2 separate regions of the Homo sapiens genome follow, and region 1 is linked to region 2. A link is an interaction called in ENCODE POLR2A ChIA-PET data of the cell type or tissue named here. Cell type or tissue: CD4-positive, alpha-beta T cell. All regions are shown on one strand. Each heading gives the region's core, and the rest is flanking DNA. Links, peaks and the distances in the headings are about the cores only.

The links. ChIA-PET counts read pairs that join two places held together with the same protein. Peaks named below come from ENCODE experiments on the same cell type or tissue, not always from the same donor. Only the 100,000 strongest peaks of a DNase experiment are listed, where the experiment ranks them.
Region 1: POLR2A ChIA-PET joins it to region 2 with 6 read pairs; 2 of 35 experiments call an interaction of 5 or more read pairs at or near these places.

The regions. Positions count from the first base shown.
Region 1 is chr1:16,555,933-16,562,018 of GRCh38, forward strand. No RefSeq gene overlaps it. Among named protein-coding and RNA genes, the nearest start is that of TRG-CCC1-1, 13 kb to the left of the region's middle. In CD4-positive, alpha-beta T cell, for the core only: no CTCF peak of the experiment used is centred there; no DNase peak of the experiment used is centred there.
Region 2 is chr1:16,887,143-16,893,228 of GRCh38, forward strand. TRN-GTT4-1 (tRNA-Asn (anticodon GTT) 4-1) reads left to right here and starts at 2,535; the gene lies at 2,535-2,608. It overlaps LOC105376805 (a long non-coding RNA gene), which reads right to left and starts at 2,524. Exons shown (of 2, transcript NR_135059.1): 1 at 2,406-2,524; 2 at 1,396-1,640. It also overlaps the pseudogene LOC107985101. In CD4-positive, alpha-beta T cell, for the core only: a CTCF peak has its summit at 2,020; a DNase peak (open chromatin) is centred at 2,459; H3K4me3 peaks cover 1,274 bases; H3K27ac peaks cover 887 bases.

The DNA of each region.
Region 1 (6,086 bases), core at 506-5,505, 330 kb before region 2:
CGCTTGAAAATCAAAAAGGAATAATATCTATTTAGACATAAGGAGATAAATAACTAAATACTTGCTTCTATGTGATGAAACTCTGGGAGTACACAAGGGGACTGCTGTTTTACTAAACAAATTTTCCAGTCTATATAACTTTGATAAGGTATCCAAATAAAAAAATTCCTTTCCCATATATGTATGTGTATATATATGTATTTGTATACACATATATGTTTGCATTTTTGTATTTTGAATATAAATTTTTATAGAGTCCTGTGAACCCCTCTTTTCAATTAGGATTTGAGTTTGATGTCATGCATGCAATGTGATCCCACTGTGTGACTACAGAAATGTTGGCAAAAGTAAGTTCAGAGGAAATGGTAGGCAAGTACTTCCCAGTTTTGGCCAGAAGATGGAGAAAAAAAGAATTCTCATAAAATATTAAAAGTATGACTTGTTACAGCTTCTTTTCATAGTAATTTGGATAGAAATTAGCAAAATCAGAAATGTATAAATACTTTGGTCTGACAATTCCATCTCCAGGTATCTACGGAGAAATAGACAAGTGATGCACGACAGATACATGTGTCAGTCTGGTCTCTGCAGTTGTATTTGTAATAATACACATTGGAACAATGTCATGGCCATCGGTTAGAGAATGTTTGAAGAATGACCCATTCATATCAGGAAGGACGTTTCAAAGATCAAAGCCTGATGGAAATGCTGGAGGCCGTGACGCTGATAGGAGCTCATGCGTGTTGACCAATTGCTACGTGACAGGCATTGGCTCCACGCTTTTCCTGCACTGCTCGTTTAAACATTGGACAAATTAAGTGTTCTGATTTAGCCCATTAGACAGATAGAAATGGAAGCACAGAAAATTAATGGGTTTATCTTTAAACGCGAGCAGATTAGGTTTTTCACCCAGGGCCTGTGGCTTCACCATAGGTGTGATTCAGGTTCTGTTGTTCTCCACTTTAGGAATTCCCAGTATTCCAAATATGAGAAGCTGAGAAAACAAACAAACTCAAAACTCTAAAAACCGGGATAAGTAAGGGTAGATGTTTGCTGGGTGTGGATTAATAATGAACTTTTTTTGCCTCAAGCAACAAAGAGGCACCTTGGAAAATAGACAAGAGACAAGAAGAGGAGAAGCTTGAAGATATATTTGGTCCAAGGAAGAGACTCTTCAGAGGGAAGATCACATCAGCTAGAAACATTAATGCGACTGGATGGGCTCAAACCACCGACTTTTCAGTCAACTTCCGACAGCACTAACCTAGTGTTCCAGAGACCCTGCTTGTTAAACAGTGAAAGCTGTTGCTCAATTGTGTCATCCATAATTGTCAAATATTGTCATTTAGTAGCACAAGGAAGTATTCTCTGTTGCCAAGCTAGAGTACCCATAACTCTTCTGTTTTGTTGAACATTCTTCCCCACCACAAACCCTCTTTAGAAGACTGGTGGCTCCTAAAACATTGAGGCCAACAGACCTGTCCTTGTGCATGTTTGGGCATTGATCCAGGGCCAAATCAGTGGGAGACTCCTCCACGCACATGCCAGGTCCCCAGGTGACAACTGCAGTCTCTGGATCTGAGGTCATCCACTTTCCCATTCCTAGCTCACCTCACCCATCATGAAGCCTGGTTAGTATTGCCAGAGACCCGAGTGGGCAGGTGCCCGCACTAAAGACAGAACCTGCTGTGTGCCCACTTTGCTGATCCCTCCATCTTTCTAGACAAGGCTTTGTGAGCCAAGGACTTTGGGTTTGCTCACAAGGCAGCCCCTCACCTAGTAGGCATTAGTTCATTATGTATAGTATACGTATATGTGTATGTATATGTATATGTATATGTATATGTATATGTATATGTATATGTGTATGTGTATGTGTATGTGTATGTGTATGTGTATGTGTATGTATGTGTATGTGTATGTGTATATGTATATGTATATGTAGTCCTCAGGTTGTATTCCTTAAATATATATAATATATGTAATTCCTTAAATATATAATTTTAATACAAAATTTTTAAAAGATTCCTTTCATAAACATTTACAATAACACCAAGAAATATAAACTACATAGCAAAGATGTGAAAGCCAGCCAGGCGCAGCTTCAAATCCTAGCGCTTAGGAAGGCCGTGGCAGGAGGGTCGCTTGAGCTCAGAAGCTTGAAACTAGCTTAGGCAACATAGTGAGACCTCATCTCTACTGAAAATCAGAAAAATTATCCGGCTGTGGTGGTGTGAGCCTGTAGTCCCAGGTACTCAGTGGATGAGGCCCTAGGATGTCATCGGCCTGAGAATTCCATGCTGCAGTGAGCTGTGTGATCTTGCCACTGTACTCCAGCCTGAGTGAAAGAGTGAGATCGTGTCTAGAAACAAAAGAAGAAAAAAAAAAAGGTGTGAAAGCCTATATATTGAAGATTACCATGTATTACTGAGAGCAGTTAAAGACCTTTGGAATAGAGAACGTTCCTTCTTGCATTTCAAGATTGCTTTTGTTTTGGGGGGACACTTGCTGTTTTTTAGGAACATGAAGTTCTTCTCAGGCATTCCTGTAAAAAAAGCCACTTTTTGATAGGATTGTATTGAGTCTGTGGATTGCTTTGAGTTGTATTTTTATCTTAACCATGTTACAACTTCCAACCCATGGACACAAGATGTCTTTCCATTGATTTAGGTCTTCCTTAGTCTCCTCGAGCAATGTTCTGTAGTTGTCTGTGTACAAGTACTGCACCTTCTTGAACAAATTTATTCCCAGGCATATTATCCTTACAGGTGCTATTATAAATGAAATCATTGTGTCAGTTTACTTCTCAGATAGCTCATTGCCATCACAATGGATTGTTTGCTGAAAGTTTGCTGAATTCACTTATTAACTCTGATAGTGTGTGTGTGTGTGTGTGTGTGTGTGTGTGTGTGTCTGGTGTCTGTGTGCATGTATGTGTGTTTGCCTTTGTATGTATTGTTTGGGATTTTCTATGCATAGGATCACACCATCTGCAAATTGAGATCATTTTGTTTTCTGTTCAAAAATATTTTTTCTCATGTTTATTTTTGAAAGATAATTTGGCCAGGTGTAGACTTGTAGGTGACAGTTTTTCTTTTTTTAAGTACTTTATTGCAAACTTCTTGTTTGTAAAATTTCCTATGAGAAATCTTATGCCATCCTTATATTTAGTGCTCTGTATGTAACATGTTCTTTTCCCTTTTATTACTTTTAGGATTTCCTTTTTATCACTGGTTTTGATGGATTTGATTAAGGTGTTCCTTGGTGAAGTTTTCTGCATGTTTCTTGTTCTTGGGATAATCATATTTCTGTAATATTTGAAGTTTATGATTTCTATGGAGCTTCTAAATCTTTCATCCAGTATGTTTTAAATATCTTTTTCTCTCTTCTCCACTACCTGCCCTTCAGGGATTCCATTTAGCCCTATACTGGGGGGTTTAAAGTTTTGATGCTGATGGTCTTTATATGTTTTCAAGTCATTTGTTAATGTGTGTTTCATTTATGTTAGTTTCAACTTCTATTCCTTCTAGTTTAATAATCTTCTCTTCTGCAATATTTAATCCAGTGCCTTCTTCCATTTCACACTGTAAATCATAGTTTTTATCTACAGAATTTGATATTTAAAAAATCTTCAACCTCTCCATTTAATTAAAATACAATTATACTAATTGCGGTAACGTCCTTTTCTTCTATTTCCAACGTGTGTGTCAATTTCAACCAGATTATTAGATTCTTCAGTATGTGTCATGTTTTCCTGCTTCTTTGACTGCTTGATATTCTTTTATTTTTATTTATTTGTTTTTGGGGGGATGGAGTTTCACTCTCGTTGCCCAGTCTGGAGTGCAATTGTGTGATCTCAGCTCACTGCAACCTCTGCCTCCCAGGTACTCAAGCGATTCTCCTGTCTCCGCCTCCCAAGTAGCTCAGATTACAGGCATGCACCATCATGCCCAGCTAAACTTTTTGTGTTTAGTAGAGACAGGGCTTCACCATGCTAGTCAGGCTGGTCGTGAACTCCTGACCTCAGGTGATCCACCCGGCTGCTTGATATTCTAAGATTTGATGCTGGAGCTTTGGTGTCAATGCTCAAAAGTGCCCAAAGACACCACTCAACCTCAGTGTCTATGCACACCCAAGCTTTTGCAACAGGAGAGGTAGAGACAGCAGAGATGAATGTGCTACAACATGCTGGTAGAAGGTACCCCAATTGTGCTTGGGGCTTCCTATGCCTCATAGAATAATGTGCCTTCCTTAATTTTTCCCATAAGAACCACCCTACTTCATGCCCTGTCTCTCTGTCCAAACACCAGGACAGCCCTCAGACCAGTCTCAACCACCCAATGGATTGACAAAGGTCCAAATATGATTCAGTGGAGAAGGCATTCTCTTGTCAACAAATTGTGTAGAAACAACTGGACATGCATATCCCCAAAGGAAAAAGATTCACCTGAACCTCAATACTGACTCAAAAACTAACTCAAAATGGATTATGCAACTAAATATAAACTATAAAAGTAGAAAAAGTATAGCAGGAAATATAAGACAAAATCTTCACGACGCAGTTAGGCAAAGTGTTCTTTGTTATCAAGAAACACAAACCATTAAAGAAAACATTGATAAATTCAACTTTATAAAAAGTAAAAGTTTTTGCTCAACACGAGACAGTATTAAGAGAACAAATATAAGCTGCAGATTGGGAGAAAAACAGGGGAAATGACAAATGTGACAAAGGACAAGTGTGATAGTTACTTGCACGTGTCACTGTGACTGAGCACCAGGGTGCCGGGACATTCGGCCAAATGTGATTCTGGTTGTGTTCCAGAGAGTGTTTCACATATGATTAACATCGGGATGGGCAGACTAAGTGAAGCAGATTGCCCCCCTTAACGGGGGTGGGACTCATGCAATCAATCAAAGGTCAGGAGAGAATTAAGAGGCCTAATGGGAAACAAATGCTTTCCTGGGTATCCAGCTTTCCTTCCATCTTGGGAATTTCAGCCTCCATAATCTCAGAAACAAATTCACATATGTATACACACACATATACATTTCATAGGTATGTGGCTAAGATTGTATTTTTAAAAGTTCAGCCATGAGATGATTGGTGAAGCCAGCCAATGAATAAGGGTGTGTTCTATTATATGACTCAGTCTTCTTTTGTACACGATTGAAGTTCTGCATTTGAAGTAGGAGGACAGGAGAGAGCAAGTCCACCTAGGATGATAACAGCTGAATTTCTCAACAGACACTTCAAAGCCCTAGGCGTTAACTTAGAGAGTCAAAAATCCCACCCATAACCCTGCCCCTAAACGCCAGGGCTAGGGAACACTGTGGCCCTCAGGTGATTTTGTTTCACTTGGTCTGGGAGCCACACAAGGGCAGAGGGAGCAGGAAACACTAAGCAAATCGAGGCCAGGACAGCAGGGAGGGCCTGTTCATGACAGAACACAGGTAAAACTATCCTCAGAAAGAGCATGTGGAGAAACACAGATCATGCCTGAGACCTGGTGGATTAGAGCACTGGCTACTGGGGAATTGAAAGGAAGGGGCTTCACCATGCAGAGGACCAGAGGTGCCAGTCTTGGAAACGCAGAATTGCTGGGAGATGGGGAGGCATGGACAAAGGAAGCATCCTCTGGAGACTCATGGTGAAGAGAACAAATGAAGTAACTGGCAGAAATTATAGGTCCTGGTAGAACAAAATAGAATCCCACAATGAGAACATACAGCATGTATGTCCCGCAAGGAAGACAATAGCTCCTAAAAATGCAAGAAAAATCATTTTGGGCAAACACCTTATATCCAGTAATGCGATCCATGTATCAAGACCACGAGGAAGATTATTAAACATGCTAAACTCAGCGAGACCTGATTCCCTCATGAGGACTCTGTTAAGGATGAGTACCACTCAGCAAGTGATGACTGTGACATTCACTTTTGAACAGCTCATGAGCATTAATATATTTAATTGTGGATCTAAACCAAAAACCAAGGTGTGGGCAAGATGACAACCACAGAATGTCACTGGCATATGTTTAGGTTCAAATACCATTATGAGAAGTGGCAGGTAAAGGAGGTAGGAAAAA
Region 2 (6,086 bases), core at 459-5,458:
GGCAGTAATGTTCAGGGTGAGCTTGGGCTCCGAAGACACCCAGTCAAGGAGGGACCAGTAGGGAAGGGCACTGGCCCCTTAGGTCCTTCCCAGCTAGGGATCCGAAAAAGTTCTTGAAGAAATAGAAAGGGAGAGTTGGAAGTAGATCAAAGGGAAAGAAAGAAAATCCTAGATTTCCTATCTGAAGGCACCATGAAGAGAAAGTCCGCCTCCTCTGGGCCGCGTCCTCACGTCGCTGGTGAACCAAGTTCTGTTCTCCATTGGAGACCAAATCAGTTGACTTTGGCTTGACTCCTAGTGAAGGAGCCCCGCTTTGTCCTCCCCTGTTTAGCTCTTGATCCTGAAGCACTTGATTGTCTCTCCCGGGCTTTTGATGGATTTCAGGGATGCAACTGAGAAATTTGTTTTTAATGCACTTAATTGAAGTAAGAATATTTTAAAGTATTTTGGCAAAGAAAAACGTTTCCTTTTGCAATGAAGACATTCAGATGTAAGGAAAATCACTAGGCTCTCACAAACACAAATTCCATGTCAGCAAGTAGATTTGACCCTCAGGTTGGGCACACTTTAAGTGTACTGTTGGAACTTAAGATGAATCTAGGACATTCATGATTAATATTTTTAGTTTTTTAGTACAATTTAATATTTTAAATTTAAATACACATTCTGAAAATTGTATAACCAGCACAAGAAACCGGCTTTACGCCATATTTACAAACATAGGAAAGAAAGATGATATTTTAAATGACAATGCTTCATAAATGGCAACATTTTTAAAGTACCTAGAGAAAAAAAGTTAATCTAGAATTCTATGCAAAAATAAAATTTCATAACTGTGAGTGAAATAAGGACATTGAAAAAATACAAAAGCTAAAAGAATTCACCAACCCATGCTGCAAGAAATCTTAAGAGTCCTCCAGGCAGAAGCAAAAGGATACCAGATAAAAATGCGGGCCTACACAAAGAAACGAATATTGGAAATGGCATTTAGAAAACATGTACTACACGTTTTCTTATAATTTAAATCTTTCAAAAAATATTTGACGTAATAAATAAAAGTAATAATGAATCACAAAGCTTATAGTGCATAAAGTAAAACTACATAACACTAGGATAAAGGCCAGAAAGGGAGGCATAATGACACTAGAAAGCAGACTATGATAAATTAAAGATGTATCCCGGAAACCCTAAAGCAGCCTCTTAAATAAGAAAAGGGTTATAGCTAATAAAGCAACAAAGGAAAGAAAACGGAATGAAATAAAAGCTATGTAAACACTATGCTGGAACAACTACTCTCCAGGCCTCCACCCTATAGAAATACACCAGTGGCCAATGAGAGTGTACAAGAATGATGACTGCAGCATTACTTGTAATCATAAAATGATAAAACCAACGTAAGTTTAAAGATATATGAAAAGGGTTTTATTTATTTAACAGACAGACAATGGAACAAGCAAACAATGGGAGCAAGTCCTTTGCCAAAAGGAACACAGAGGGTCATGATGATGCTACTCCTCCAAGGATTTCAGAGTTCCCAGACGCCTAGTTTTCTGTCTAGTTCTTCTGGAAGATGTTATTCTTGGGGAGCAATAGGTCCTCGAGTTTGGGGCTCTTTCAGGTTCTCTCTCCATTTCCCCATTCTGCTACAATAAACAAACAAAAACAATTCTCACTTCCAGAAGATCCCGCCTGTGCCTCTGCATGCGCCTTTCAGGAGGTCTGGATGTCTGGTCCACCGCTCCCGGGCTTCTTTCCCAGCTTTTGCTTTTCCCTTTACCTGCTCTCGCCCTACGGCCCCAGGGCCGGACCACGGCCCAGCTGAGCCCCGCGGCTCCACCGCGCAGAAGGTGCGCCGGAGGCCCTGCCAGTTTCCCGCCCTGCAGGGTACTGAGAAATCAACGATTTGTAAAAAGAACTTCCCCATGGAAAAAAATCTGTTGATTTCCGCTCTCAGGGCTCTTCAAAGGACTAAAAGCTAAAGGCGACAATGAATTCATTCGACAAGTCCTAGTCGTGAGCCCTGGTGAGTGCCAGACCCTGCTCCCCCCGAGGGGACCCACGAGCGACCCTCACCACCATCCCTGCCCTGGTGGAGCCCCCGTGCGGAACACAGGATCCGAAGATGGCAGCGGAAGCTCCTCCGCGGCCCCGAGAGCGACTGGGCAGGGTGGGCACAGGCTCTTCAATGGGTGAAGGCGGCGCAAAGAACGGGAAGAACCATCCCAGGAGCCCACAGGGCGTTCAGCTTCCCTTGGGGCCCCAGGCGGCTCGGGCTGGGTCGCCGACCCGGGAGTTCCTGGAAGCTTCTGAAGCAGGCGAGGGGCAGGGCGGGCGAAGGCAATTCCGCTGTTCTGGCTCCAGAATCTCCTAACGCGCAGGCGTCCAACGTGACCGGCGCGACTCACCGCTCTAATCTCTCTGGTTTTCCAAGGCCTTGCTCGGTGGTCCTGCCGGGCGGGCTCTGGGAGTAGAGGGAAGGGAGTTAGTTCAGTGAGTGGGCCCTTCCCATATCACCAGTAGAAGCGGAAGCGCTTGTCTCTGTGGCGCAATCGGTTAGCGCGTTCGGCTGTTAACCGAAAGATTGGTGGTTCGAGCCCACCCAGGGACGCTTATTGGAACTTTTGAAGCATTCATGCATTGTCAATCACTAGGTAAATGGGGAAGATTTTATCTTCCCGAAGTCCCAAGCCACTCATTTATGACTGATCCATGTCAAGGGCCGCCCACCTCCCCGACCAGATTCTTAACCGGCTATCTCCTGAAATGCCGGGTTTACACCTGTGTAACTTAGGAATCCTGAAACAGAGACCTAGGAACCCACTTCTGGTGTGATAAAATTCTAATTCAGTCCCTTATACGCTTAAACAAGTAATTCACGTGCCTCCATTTTTTCATATTTTAGTAATAGGAGTCCAGTATTACCTCCAGGATGTGCCTGGGTTTCCTGATTGCTCTATCAATAATGTGACCAGTGGAATCTTTCATCATGATAGTGATCCTCTCCATCATTTTTGAAAACAGTATTTTTCCTCAGTCTGTGCATGATTTATTTAACCCTTTTCAAAATGTTTTTGTTAGCCAGGCATGGTGGCACACACCTGTAATCCCAGCTACTCAGGAGGCTGAGGCAGGAGAATCGTTTGAACTTGGGAGGTGGAGGCTGCAGTGAGCTGAGATTGCACCACTACACTCCAGCCTGGGTATCAGAGTGAGACTCCCATCTCAAAAAAAAAAAAATGTTTTTGAGATGATGTTGGTTTCATGGTTTTAGGATTACAAAGAATGCTGCAGTCACCATTCTTGTACAGATATCTTTGGTCATTGTGGAAATGTCTACACTGCAGACATTTCTATAGTGTAGAGAGCTGGATGCGCCATTGCTACATTATAGTGCTTATATAATGCTTCTAATTTGAGTCCATTCTGCAAATGTGTCTTTCACGGGAGCAGTACCAAATAATATTCCAATATGAATATTTATAAAATGAAAATGTGCAGATGTGCAGTTGAGCTGCATGCCTCTCCATGGGGCCCATGTTCATAAAATGGTGGCGTTAGCAATCATCTGAGAGTGGAGTTTGTGGCCCTCTGACGTCAAAATCTGAGGCAATGGACATGAAAACCCTCACTGTACATCCTCCGTAGTCTGGCCAGAATCATTCCTGGGTCGGTGGTCTCTTATCAGGAGGGAATGCTGCTTGCTTTTTTTGTCAAAACCACAAAAGGGAGGGAAAGCATCAGGCTGTTGGTTGATAACAGTAGTGAAGCAAGTCTCTCCAAAGGCTTGGTTTGTTAACCCTTAGGAAAAAAATCCTAATTCTTGCCAGATGGTGCCATGCATTTCCAGGCTCTTGGTGTCCCAAACAAAGAACTGTACATGACACACACAAAGCAGCAAAGCAAAGCAAAAGTTTATTAAGCATAGTAACACTCTCAGAGTGGGGAGAGTGGACTGACCTCTGGGATGTAAGATAAGTATTAGTTTGGTGTACTTTGGGTCGTTTTATGTGTGTTTTTTTTTCTTCTCTTCACAAGGATGCCTAATCGTTAGCCAGTGTTTGCCTTTTGATTGATAGGTGGGTTGCTTAGTTACTTTGGCCCTTGTGTGCTTGCACATTGGCTCCATCCCATAATTTTAAGTACATGCATGATGTGCAGTCCATATGCATGAGTTTTAATGAGCTGATTATCATACGGAGTCATGTTAAGGATACTTTTTTTCTCTCATGCACATGCCTATCTCTGAGGAGCTGCCCCTTTACTGGTTTGGATCTCGCTGGCCATGGGGTCCTTGCTTGCTTTTCTTTTTTTTTTTTTTTTTTTTTTTTGAGACAGAGTCTCGCTCTGTTGCACAGTCTGGAGTGCAGTGATGCAATCTCGGCTCACTGCAACCTCCGCCTCCCGGGTTCAAGCGATGCACCTGTCTCAGCCTCCCAAGTAGCTGGGAGTACAGGAGTGCACCACCACGCCCAGCTAATTTTTTGTATTTTTAGTAGAGATGGGGTTTCACCATGTTGGCCAGGCTGGTCTGAAACTCCTGACCTCAGGTGATCTGCCTGCCTTGGCCTCCCAAAGTGCTGGGATTACAGGCATGAGCCACCGTGCCCGGCCTTGCTTGCTTTTTTAAATCTTACTTTTTGTTTTGGCTGCTCAACTTCTGCCTTTTATCTTGCTTCTTGCTCTCCCACCCCATCACCTTGCTTCTGTTTCTGCTTTTACTCGTTCTGCCTTTTATCCAACTTCCAATTCCCTCTGCTGTTCTCCTGCCTCATAATGGCAGTTAGTGAGCGGGGGTTTTGAGGTGGCATGTCCAACCTCCTAGCCTGCCACATCCAGAAACTGCTTTCAAGGTTTCTCTGTGGTCCTGTCAGCCAAGAGGGAGTCCGCAGTTGACTGTAGGGACTAGGGCTTATTTTCATTTCTCAATCCTGACAAGGTAAGGCTGGATTAACGCAGATTCTCTGCAGGTGTAAATTTCCCCTACAGAAGACAGTTTTGCAGAGTTCCTTCTGTTTGCTGGTTCTCTGACAGCCATCTTAAAATATGCCAAAGAAATACATTCTGGGGTAAAATATTTTGATTCTCTTCATCTATCTACAGCTTCACCATGCTGGCAGCCTCCAATCCAAGCATACCTGAAACCTTCTTTTTTTTTTTTTTTTTTTTTTGGTTTGAGACAGAGTCTCGCTCTGTCACCCAGGCTGGAGTGCAGTGGCATTATCTCGGCTCACTGCAAGCTTCGCCTCCCAGGTTCACGCCATTCTCCTGCCTCAGCCTCTGGAGTAGCTGGTACTACAGGTGCCTGCCACCGCACCAGACTAATTGTTTGTATATTTTTTAGTAGAGATGGGGTTTCACCATGTTAGTTAGGGTGGTCTTGATCTCCTGACCTCGTGACCACCCACCTGGGCCTCCCAAAGTGAGCCACCACGCCCGGCCCCTGAAACCTTTCTTTTTAAAAAGCTTTCCCACCTTTATGACTGCCTTCAAGTCTCTGCCAAAACACAAGTAACAGTGACTGACTCCCTGCTATACCAAGCTCACAGTAAATAGCCTTTGCTGTTTTTCATTTGGTTGGTCTTTGTTTATTTGCAGAAGCTTCAATGTAGAGTTGACAAGGACTCCAATCTTTGACCAAACCTTAGTAGTTTCCTCTGAGCCCTTTTCTCTGTTACTTCTTGGCCTGCCAAGTCCAGCTTTAGGAAAGAATCCTGTTGAGTCTAGTTTAGCAAGAGTCCTCGCAACCACCTTTGATAGCTAATCAAGTTCCTCTTAGTAATTTTCCATCCACTGACTTTCTTATCTTGCCAATTGGCTATAATCCTCAACTCCTCCTGCTGTATTTGAGGTTGAGCCCAGTTCTCTGGGCTCAACCTCAAATACACGTGTCCAGTGCAGCCCCTCAGAAACTACCTTTGCAAAATTATGACAATCAGAGAAAGCTGACATGGCTGACTCCATCTTGGTTCTAGCCTCACAGGCTTGCTGTCTTTGCTCATTCCTGTGCAATTTCTCCCAAGCTATCTTTGGGAAAAATTGAGTTTATAGTTTAAATCAGGGCTCCCCAATCCCCAGGGCCATAAGAC